Regions from separate parts of the Homo sapiens genome. Here region 1 is linked to region 2. Evidence: chromatin contacts called from ENCODE Hi-C data. All regions are on one chromosome and are shown on one strand. The core of a region is the stretch at or near the end of the contact, and the rest is flanking DNA. Distances in the headings are between cores, read along the strand shown.

Evidence for each region. Hi-C counts contacts between places; a loop is a spot of excess contacts on that map.
Region 1: a loop to region 2 is called in a map with no recorded cell type, with 2.4 times the contacts of the local background. The contact joins the promoter of VCAN-AS1 here to the enhancer-like site in region 2. A Hi-C loop is called at or near these places in 1 of 37 single-sample maps with no recorded cell type.

The regions. Positions count from the first base shown.
Region 1 is chr5:83,560,414-83,566,814 of GRCh38, forward strand. It overlaps VCAN-AS1 (VCAN antisense RNA 1), which reads right to left and starts at 1,901. Exons shown (of 3, transcript NR_136215.1): 1 at 1,618-1,901. The region is part of intron 12 of VCAN (versican); the gene reads left to right. LOC124901021 (a long non-coding RNA gene) reads left to right here and starts at 1,802. Exons shown (of 2, transcript XR_007058847.1): 1 at 1,802-3,019.
Region 2 is chr5:82,747,753-82,753,346 of GRCh38, forward strand. No RefSeq gene overlaps it. Among named protein-coding and RNA genes, the nearest start is that of MIR3977, 90 kb to the right of the region's middle. Within about 2 kb of position 1,904, at least 2 of the 41 ENCODE cell types and tissues checked have a DNase peak (open chromatin) inside an H3K27ac peak, as active enhancers do.

The DNA of each region.
Region 1 (6,401 bases), core at 651-3,150, 810 kb after region 2:
CTCATTTTACTTTTTATAGATGCTTTGGCTAAGGGTGATTTGGTTGCATAAGGTGGGATAGGGCTTCATTTGTAAATCCACTATCTGAGGCTGTTTATTCAAGTGCAGAGGAAGCCAGACAGGCAGGGAACGTTATGGAATCATTTATATTTATCTGTCAGTATACCTCCTGGCAAAATGATTTTCACAACACTGTTTTCAACTAAAGACTATAGTGTCTATGGGACAGCCCAATTAAGGAGCTATCAGAAACTCTTACATGCTTTCATCATACTGTTCTGTCTGACAAACCTCTCCAACAAGTGGTTTAAAATCAAATTGTGGAGCTCAGAGATTTAAAGCTGTCATATTGCTTCCTTCTCTCTTGGACCCTCTGGAGTAAGATTCTCACGAGGCGATTCTCTGGGCTCCACATTGTTCCTTTCTTCAATGATTCCCCCCAGCACCATCAAAGCTGACCCTTCCCCACTGGACACTGGTGTCTTCAGTGGATCAGACGCATTTACTTCAAAGGGAACCATCACTTTAGATGGCCATGTATAGAGGCCGAGGACTGAATAAAACTGACATTGCCATTCCATTTTTAAAATATTGGGGAGTTTTTGGAATATTTAGTTTGTTCTGCAGAAAAAGCCCTGACTTTATTCCTAAACATTTTAAAAAACATTTTCTGCATCTCCTTCACTTTTTTTACTTCTGTCATCTCTACATTGTCAGGACTCAAATGTCACACCCCGTGAGGCTGCTGGCTTCCCTGCTTCCTGGGAAATTATCACAGCTTCCTTCTTCTCACTTTCCATTCTACAGTTGGGAGAAAACAGAGAGACTTTCTCTCTTCTACATTTGTCCAAATCTGGTCAGGAAGTTCTAGAACAAGTTACTAAATCACAGATTCATAAATATCTTATTTTCTAGCTCTAACCAACTCATCTTGCTATGATAGTTGTGATATAAACTAAAAAAAAAACTAATTGATAGGACAATTAGTACAATTAATTGTACAATTAACCTTCATTACTTAAATTCTTCTTAAAAATATTTCTGGAAGATAACTCAATTTTGCATTTTGTTTTTCATTTTGGTAAGCATAGTTCAGCTTTGGCAACTTAATACCTACAATTTCCAACACCCACTTGTCCCCCTTCACCAGTTGATTCGAGTTGATGCACAAGAATGTCCAGATGTGTGGATTTGACTTTAAATCCAGAGGCTCCTTCTTCTTCTTTCATAAATAAACACATCAGTCTGTCAAGCAAAGTATTGTGAGAAAAGCCAGCTTTGAAAAAGGTAGAAACAATAAAGAAATAGCCCTTACCCAGGAAGAGACACTTAAAAGGGGCAGAAAAAATGGAGTAACAAATCACGGACCATAAACCATTATTGTTTTTCTGCAGCAATGTATCATTATTACCCTTTCATAAACACAAAGGTTCTTATTCCCCTTCCTCTCCCAGATGTCTTGGACATTGAAAAGAGAATACGGAGTATTCATTAATTCCAGTGCTTTCTAAGCTTGTTGTAGATTTCTGCTCATTTGAAAGGATTTCACATGATTTGACAGAAAAACAATGCAAAACACAATCCCCACAACAAAAATTTAAGTTTTCCTTTTCCTACCTGAAGATCTTAGAAGACTTTCTATACAACATTTGCAGATGGATGTATGTCAGCTGTGATGTGGCATTAGCTCTAAGTCAAATACCATTTCTCTGTGAACAAGTCACACTGCATATCAACATTAATTTAATTATGTTAAACTTCACAGGCTTTATTGTATTAATCCAAAAGCCAAGGAAAACATGCTCTTTTCTCATTCTTTAACACATTACTCATGAGTGGAAGAATTCTCAGATTCCCTTCTGTGAAAGACTACTGAGTTCTTAATGAAAATTTTGACTTGTGTTGTAGTTTAATTTGATTTGGAATCAAGAACTGATTCTTCTGATTCTAAATGTGAGATATTATGAGTCATAGAGTAGTTCTAGAACGCAACTCTGCTCTCTGCCTTGTCTTTCAGTTCAGATAGCTAGTGGTGGGTTGAACAGCTGGAAGAACCATATTTACTCACTACTGGAAAATCATTTTATAATTGACAAGATTATTATAAAGAATAAGAAAAGGAGATTTAGTGCAGTAGCATCTCACAGATGCTTTTCCAACAGTCTTCTGTGCAACTTTAAAATCTCATGCAGATATTTAAATCTAATTGCTAATTAGTTTAAGGCAATGCATAACCATGGAAAAGGCCAAAAAAAAAAAATATATTGAATGAGCTTTGGCAGTCTCTCCTTACATTTGGATCGTCAGCCCTTCATGACTGGAGACCTGTGCAAATAAGCTTGGGGTAAAGGAGCCTACTGGCACCATTCATTCTATGGATTAAATGCAAGTTGCTCTCTGGGCCTCTGCCTGAGGCCCCCTCTCTCACAGTGGTCTCACAGTGCGAGTAACTCACATCCTTCTGAAAATGCTGTTGATAATTGCTGCTTTGTAGGGCAGTGAGCTCACACTATTACACAAGATTAGTGCTGTTCTCAAGAGCTGGCCAGATTGTCTTTCCCGCACAGAGGTTTGCCAGCTAGGAAAATAATGGGCATATTGCCACTTTAACAACTATCAGGAGACCCCAAGTTAGTTTTTCTTCCCTTCAGCATATTCATGTTTGTAGGATCCAACTCCAGGCTGCCAGCATAGGGTAGTGACACCAAAACAAACGTCTCTTTCTCCTTTAAAACAAAGCTGCTCTTTTCTTTTCAGTTGTCGGTCAACGAATTACCCTGTTCAACTAAAAGACAGCAGCAAAACCATAACCTCCCTTAAAACATAAATAAAGAAGGACCCAGACTAGACTAACCTTAAGCAAGTACAAGGATCAGAAGAAGGTTTATCTTTACCTTGCAGGGAAGTCATTTGCCCCTAACAAACAAGACAAAGTTAAATGCACCACTCCCCCTCCAGACTGCAAACAAATGCCTATTGTGTACACCAGCCATCTAGGGATAAAAAAGTCATTTTAAAGGTACCAAATGTTTTGATTTCTGTAATAAGTAGTCCTCATAGCCTCTTTTCAGATAACCATTTGACCTGTGTTCTGAAAGGCTGAGGCTAACCCCAAGTGGTTATTCTGTTTGTTATTTAGTGAAAAGATGGTTTCTTATCGGCATATGTTTCAAACAGGTACCTGTCCTCTTGGGAAAGTGTTTTCTGTTTGGAATTTGCTTTCCTACTTCGGTGGTTATCTGCTTGCCCTTGGTATCCAGTGCGTTTGGATTGAATTTTGTAGCTCTGGGAGTACAGCAGTGGCAATATGGGCCCCAGGTGATGAAAAGAGTTTGCGCACAAAGAAGTCAGCTCTTACTGCAGGTGTCATGTTTTCATAGCTAATCTAGATAAATTTTTACGGAAAAACAAACTAACTGTGACTCACGCTGCAGACATTGCATTTGTGTGCTTAGGTGTTTATCTATGATCTGACCTCTCCTAAGGATTTTAGGTGGATGTTGCACATTTGGCTTTGGTTCTGATGCAATTTCACCATTGATGTAAATCATCGGATAATTTTAAAAGACAGAGTGGAAAAGAAGAAACTACCGTAGGTGAACATTTTAGACAGAAAGAAAATTCAGATTATGGATAGAATGGCTTGCAACAGAATAGAATGCAGTCAGGTTGGTAAATACTGGTTCACCGAGGTCTGTCTTCTTGCAAAGTGTTCTCTTTGTGTTTTCACTCACAAAACTGAGAGAACATATCCCAGACAATCTTTTATTTTTTATTTTTATTTTTTTATTTTTGCCACATGGAGTACATAATTACGATTTTGGGGGACATATTCCAAGTTCTCTTTTGTTAAGTGGTGTAGCCGTTAATTCATAATGTAAGAATGGATATATATCACCACCTAGTGGTCGTATTGTATTTTGTGTTTCAAAACCACATTCACAGAACTACACCCAGATACACACAAGAATAATACTATCTGTAAATCAAGTTCCTGTAGTTTTGAATAGTTTCTTAATTCTAGTATAAATTGCATGATACTGTGATCCTGAAAGTTAAATGTGAAATGAGAGGATTTTTCAAATGCAGCATGAAGCTAACACATGTAGTCAAATACTTAGTAAAATCCTAGCAACTAAGGCAAATATTAGGACCTATCTGTCCTGTGTTTTCACTTTATACACAATAGTAGAACGCTGGAGAAAGTTTTCTTTGGCTAGTTTCCTTGGGAGGTGAACAGAGAGGGCTTTTGCAGGGTTTTTTAGATGTTTTTTTTTTTTTCACTGTGAACTAAATTAGCAATGTTTGGAGGAAAACAGAGTAAGTGAAGAGCAGTGACTGAACCGTTCAAGAGAAAAACTCCCAAATTATAGTTTGAAGTTCAGTAAGTTCTCCCAACAATTAAAATAATGTATTGTGAATGGCTTGACTACACACATGTCAAGAATGGTTTTTCTCAAAGGGATGTGCTTGGCAAAATTCATAAAATCTATAAAACATCATCTTTAATTGGCCATTTAAGGTAATCTAAACTATGGCGAATTTTAAAAAACAAAAGGTGACTGCACCTAAGCTGAAAAATTATAGATAATATATGGATAGATAGAGAGAGAGAGTTGGAAAGTAGGCCCTTGGCAGTTACAGATTCAAGATTTGCCGCCCCAGTTATACATGAGATCCTGAAGGTCTGCAGTATGAAAACATTTGTACTTTTTGCTCAGGCACAAATTTGAACTGTACCCAATGACTGGCTAGTGTGTAAAAACTCTCAGTGAGCTCTCAAGTCTGTGTATTGGACAGCTCAGTTTTCCCATCACAAGAAGTAGGTTGCTGTCTACTCTGCTGACCATTTTGTTTGTTCTCTACTGTATTTATGGCAGGAAATTATCTGCTACACAGATGTGTATGAATGGAAGCATTACCAAGTCTTAGGTCTTAGGCACTTCTTTAATGCCAAGAAGTATTGTATGTGTAAGGGTGTGTGTGTGTGTGTGTGTGTGTGTGTGTGTGTGTATGTGTGAGAGAGAGACAGAGTCTCAAATTTATGACTCACAAAAATATGAACTTGAATTTTGTCTAGTGTCTATGAAAATTCTGTCTCTTTTTATTTATATTGTATGATTTAGAAGCCAGTAGAGAGGAAAAGAAATAGAAAGATTCTAAACAGTGTCTGACTCTTCTAGAGAACCAGTGCTCATTGATTATTCTTTGTAGTTATTTGACCAAGTTAGAGAATCTCAGTGAAAATGACTTGAAATGGGTTGAGTATTATAAAGAAACCCTAGTTATTGATTAGGTTTTGATAAGAACGATTGCTCTTAAAACTTCTTAGTCTTTTGCTCATAGATGAATTTGCTTCTGTATGTGATGTGCAGGGATCAGCTGGGACTTGACTGTGACAGCAGTAACTGATACTGGATGGTCTGGTTTCCTTTCTTCAACTGAAAGTAGTACTAAAGATGAACCCAAGAAAACTCATTTTTTAACACAAGGAAAAAAAAACCTCCTGGTTTATTTCTAAGTCTTATCTATTTCTGAAAAACTGCTTTTTTTTTTCTTTTTTTTTTGAGACGGTGTCTCACTCTTGTTGCCCAGGCTGGAGTGCAATGGCGTGATCTTTGCTCACTGCAACCTCCGCCTCCCGGGTTAAGTGATTCTCCTGCCTCAGCCTTCCGAGGAATTACAGGTGCCTGCCACCATGCCTGGCCAATTTTTTTTATTTTTAGTAGAGACAGGATTTCATCACCATGTTGGCCAGGCTGGTCTTGAACTCCCGACCTCAGGTGATCCAACTGCCTCAGCCTCCCAAAATGCTGGGATTGTAGTCGTGAGCCACCACACCTGGCCCTGAAAAACTGCTTTTTTAACCTTTGCAAAAAGGCAGTTATCCATCACTGCATAAGGAAAAGGGCTATTAGTGTACATTACATTTTTATCATCAGTTTGTTTTGTTCATGCTTGTGATGCTAGTTATCTGCTGAGATTTTAGGTCATTGATCATGGCCACCTGGTGTGTGTTTTAAATGATAAAAGATATCTCTGAATGACAGTTGGGATTTCCTAGACACTATGTAATCAGAAATTCACCTTGAACAGTGTAAACCCCATCTGAATTTGGTAGATTGTTGGTAACTTTCAAAAGCAGAGACCTCTCCCCACCCACCATCATCTTTTTTTTTCCTGGTATGTTGACTGAATTAAGTTGGAGACTTTGCAAAGAACTGGGAAGGAGAGAAATAGCTCTCCAACCATTCTGAGTGAGAAAAATAGTCAAATCACTCTGAGATACATGGAATTGAGGTCACTCTCTGAGGGTTAAGGATGCTGGCATGCACAGAAGTCATGTGCACTGCAGAAGACCTGCAGGATGAGTCTTCTCTTTTGTGTTATTGTGAGACAGA
Region 2 (5,594 bases), core at 654-3,153:
CCATGACTTGTAGGAGCAAGGGAAGATCACATTGTTTCAGGTTGGATTGTCTAGGAAGCAGATTCTGGGATGCAGGTTAATAGGCAGGAGGTTCATCAGGCAAAACTCTCATGGTCAATCACTGCAGAAGGGGAAGGAAGGAAGGAAGCAGGATTGGGCAGAGAGAGAAATCAGGCTGCAGAGCAATTATAACAAGACCTCTGCACACCCCATGGGTGACCTTGAACCCAGCATAGCCCTTCAGAGACTTCCCAAATGGGAAAAAGGGCACAAGGCCTTTATACCCGTTCCCACCCCACTGACCAGTTTTTAGATGTGGACTGGCCTGGGAAGGGGCAGGTCTCTTCAACTGAGGAAAGACCCAGAGAGGGCTGACAATGGAAGCCCATCTGCTGGCATCATTCCCAGCAGCTGGAGGAATTTGTCCTTTGAGGATCTGGGAGACACAGCACAGAATCCAAAACAGACTTCTGCAAAGGCTTAAGAATCCTGGAGCTAAAAAGATCCAGTCTAGACAGTATCAGACAAGGTCCATATCTGTGGCAATAACCTGCTTTTGATTCCTCAGCAGGTTCTCTCCTGCCCATGTCATAAAGTACACACACTCTTCTGCCTGGCATCTAAGCCCCGCAAGGGACAAATCCAAAAACACAAGAATGATTTCTCCTTGGCTCATGGTTTTTCCTCCATATTCATCCTTTGACACCCCAAGCCCTGTCCACCATGAAAGCCAACTCATTTCTCCCATCTCTTCCTCCACTGAGCCCTTGCCCCAGCCTTTGCCGCCAGCTCCTGCCCGGGCACATGTAGATTCTTCCACCTGCTCCATTCATTTGGGTCCCTGAAAATTCCTACTGTATGTGGCTGTATACCTAGGAGATGTGTATAACCTGCTCTGCCTGTGAGATATTAAGCTCCTTGAGGGTGAGAACTGTGTTTCTAACACTTGGCAGAGAGCCGAGTGCACAACAGTCACCCAAGACATACTTACTCCTCAAAACCAGACCCATCTCAGGTCAGCAGTGTAGAAGAAAAAAATGCTCATCAATGAGCCTCACTTAGCTGTCTTCTCACGTGGGTTCCTGTGCTTCAGTAAGAACTCAGAAAGCACAGTTCATGAGACAAAGACAAAGGGGGAGAAATAAAGGAAAAGGCCCCTGCTCAGATGTTCTCCTCACTCACAGCATACTTCAGGACAGGAAATAGAAACTTCCTGCCAATTCAAACAACATTATTTTTGTAAAAGCTTATCCACAGGCATGTAGAAAGAGGTGCACATGAAATGAGTTCATCATATATCATATGAATTGGTTAAAATTGAATTCAAGTAAATCAGAAAATTTTGAAGAGCCACACAATTTTAAAATTCACAGTCATTTCCCGAAAGTACCGTCTGGTAAAATTGGCTTATCACCTCACTTTTAATACACATATGCGATTTCCTGCTTACAGCATTTCCCCAAGGAATGAAAAAAAAAATTACAACTGAGAAAGTTTTATAAGAGGGATTATCTATGGTTTCTGAATAAGAAGGCTTCTGCCTCTCCAAGCACACCTGCAGCTCCTAATGACCGATTTACGCAATTTTCCTCTCTACTTGAATCAAAAATGGTAATAAATGTTGTACATATCTCAAACAGTGAATTTTTTTAATTTTGTATTTACTGGTTCGTGGAAATGATTCCATCTAGTTTACCAAAGTGGAGGGGTAGGTTTGCATGGAGCAATAAGGGATAAGATAGCCAAAGAGACAAAGTCAGTTGAAAAAAAAAAATCTGTGTGTCTGGCTTTCTGTATGAATTATGACTATTCAAGGGGGAAAAAAAATCTGAACATTTGCCAAAAAGACTGGCGTGTAAAGGGACAGCTGGAGTTTTCTGTTAGAGGTTACAATGCATTGCTTGTTCCACAAGGGCAGAATGGAATCGCTTACCACAGCGACCCACACATTGCTTGAGACACTGGCACATCGATACCTCACGAAGCATTTTCTTCAAAAGAAAAGAACCAGATATTTCAGGAAGGTCATTGAAGATGCTTTGACCACAGACATGCTGACCTTACTGATAGAGATTTGTAGCCTTTGTGGCGTGTGGACTTAGTCTCTATAGATGCCTTCATTGTGCTATAACTTTTATACAGGATGTATTGTTTGAACTGCCAACCCTAATTCTAATTCCCTTGGGGACTCAGGAAATTCTAACTAAATAAAATAAAACCCCATTGTATTTTTCCTTGTTTGAGATGCAAATATGCAAATAACATTTTTAACAAGAATATGAATAAACACATAGCACATGACACACAGTTGGAACTTTCAATGGGACTCTAAAACTGAAATAATTTCAACAGCAAAGTAAAAATGAGGGAAGAAAAATGAAAATTGAACCAAAACCATGTTAAAACATCTCTCATCAGAACCAGAGACTCTGCCACCACTGTGCTGGGTGTTCCCAGCAGGTCTGTTTGCTCATCAGCCCTGAGAACACCACTAACCAATCCTGCACGGGCAACCCTCTTTACTGGGGTCAAATGCAGACACTTAGGGAGAATCATGTCTTTTTTAACCCTAGATTTAAAGAAACAAACAGAAAACTTTATTTTTTTAAATTTTACTTTAATTTCTGGGATACATGTGCAGAATGTGCAGGTTTGTTACATAGATATACATGTGCCATGGTGGTTTATTGCACCTATTGACCCTTCATCCAGGTTTTAAGCCCACATGCATTAGTATTTGTCCTAATGCTCTCCTTCCCCTTGCCCCCAACCCCCCATCAGGCCCCAGTGTGTGATGTCCCCCTCCCTGTGTCCATGTGTTCCCATTCTTCAACTCCCACTTATGAGTGAGAAAATGCAGTTTTTGGTTTTCTGTTCCTGTGTTAGTTTGCTGAGAATGATGGCTGCTTCCAGCTTCATCCATGTACCTGCAAAGAACATAAACTCATTCTTTTTTATGTCTGCATAGTATTCCATGGTGTATATGTGCCACATTTTCTTTATCCAGTCTATCATTGATGGGAATTTTGGTTGGTTCCAAGTCTTTGCTATTGTGAATAGTGCTACAATAAACATACATGTGCATGTGTCTTTATAGTAGAATGATTTATAATCCTTTGGGTATATATCCAGCAATGGGATTGCTAGGTCAAATGGTATTTCTGGTTCTAGATCCTTGAGGAATCATCACACTGTCTTCCACAATGGTTGAACTAATTTACACTCCCACCAATAGTATAAAAGTGTTCCTATTTCTCCACATCCTCACCAGTAGCTGTTGCTTCCAGACTTTTTAATGATTGCCATTCTAATGGCATGAGATGGTACCTCATTGTGGTTTTGATTTGCATTTCTCTAATGACCAATGATGATGAGCTTTTTTTCATATATTTGTTGGCCACGTAAATGTCTTGTTTTGAGAAGTGTCTGTTCATATCCTTCACCCACTTTTAGATAGGGTTGTCTGTTTTTTTCCTGTACATATTTTTAAGTTCCTTGTAGATTCTGGATGTTAGACCTTTGTCAGATGGGTAGATTGCAAAACCTTTTTCCATTTTAACAGAAAACATTTTAAAGACTGATTTAACAAATCGGTTTTAGTGAGCCATGATCTGTTCACTATATGTAATTAATGTTCACATCCTAGACTCCCCAAATTGGCAGAACAGTCAGACTCCATCTCATTGGTTAAGCATATCAGGACATATTAATTAAAACATTTATCTCATATTTAATTTGCCTTAGAAAGCCATATGTTTAAATAAGTACTCATGATGCGTATGGAGGGAAAAAATATTTGCTAAGTTCAGGACTTGGAGCATAAACCAACTTCAGGCCAAATGGAGAAGACTCCAGGATTTAGAATGAGAGACTTCTAGAGGGCTGTTAGCTGGAGACTCCATTTGGTTTCCTTAATTGCGGCGTATGTACCAGTGCTTGCGTCGTCTCAGACCATGGCCAGCACTGAAGCTGCAATAATGGCCCAAGAGTTGTTCAAATTCAAGGGCAACTCTGAATCACATAACTGAGAGTGGGCCACTCTCTGGCCATTAAACAACCCCCAACATTCTTTTTAGATCTTTAGCATTTGTCGTGAGACTTAAATAGGAAGAAATAACTATAGTAGATAAATGATGTTTTCCAAAAAGATTCCAGCTACCAGAAGAATCTCCTATCATTTAAAATGACTACTGTCAGGTATACTGAATAAAAATAATCTATTACAAAATTTTTGAATGCTCATATTAATGATAAAAGATCTAAAAGAAAATAAGAGAAGTCCACATTATGTTTAATGCTTTATTTGTTCAGATCACATAATGTTCCAGAAAGTAGTTCATTATTATTTCTATTGAAGAAATCACTTTCTACTTCATTCATGAGGTTTGCTTTCTTTATTATTCCACTGACTAAAGGAGTCCATTTAGCATTTTTGTCATTGATCTTTTATCTTTATTCACATTTTACTCTATAATAGCTTATATGACAGTATATATTTCTTAGAATGGGTATTGTCTGTAAATTTTTACTCAAAAAACAAAAAAGGACATCCCTAGTAATTGATTTAAAAACTATAGTTTGTAACCACAATTATTATCATCATCATCTAAGTTTTTTAAATTGTGGTCAAATATGTATAATATAAAATTTACCATTTTTAAGTGTACAGTTCAGTAGTAGTAAGTACATTCACATTGTTGTGAAAGCAATCTTGAACTGTTTTGATTTTATAAAACTGAAACTCTGTACCCATTAAACAACTTCCTATTCTCCTCTCCACCCAGCCTGTGGCAGTCACCATTCTACCTTTTTTTCTAGGATTCTGACTACTCTCGTTACTTCATATAAGTGGAATCATGCAGTATTTATCTTTTTGTGACTGGCTTATTCCACTTAGCATAATATCCTCAAAGTTCATCCATGTTGTAGCATGTGTCAGAATTTCTTTCTTTTTTAAGACTGAATACTATTCTACTGTATGTATATGCTACATTTTGTTTTTCCATTCATCCACCAATGACCATTTGAGCTGCTTTTATCTTTTGGCTATTGTGAATAATGCTGCTATAAACATACTTATGTAAATATCTCTTCAATATCCTGATTTTAATTCTTTCGGAAATATACCTAAATGTGGAATTGCTGAGTCATATGGTAATTCTATTTTTAATTTTTTCAGGAAGCACCATACTGTTTTCCAAAGCAGCTATGCCATTTGACATTCCCACCAACAGTCCACGACGGTTCCAACTTCTCCACATCCTTATCAACACTTGTTATTTTCTGTTTCTTTGACAGTAGCCAACCTGATGGATGTGAGAAGATATTTCATTGTGGTTTTGATTTCCACTTCCCTAATTATTTGTGATATCAAACATCTTTTTATATGCTTTTTGACCATTTGTATATCTTCTTTGGAGAAATGTCTATTCAAGTCCTTTGCCTATATTTTAATCAGGTTATTTGAATTTTTATGTTGTTGAGTTGTACAAGTTCTTTGTATATTCTGGATATTAAGCCCTTATCAGACATATGATTTGCAAATATTTTCTCCCATTTTCTCTAGGTTGCCTTTCACTCTGTTGATTGTGTTC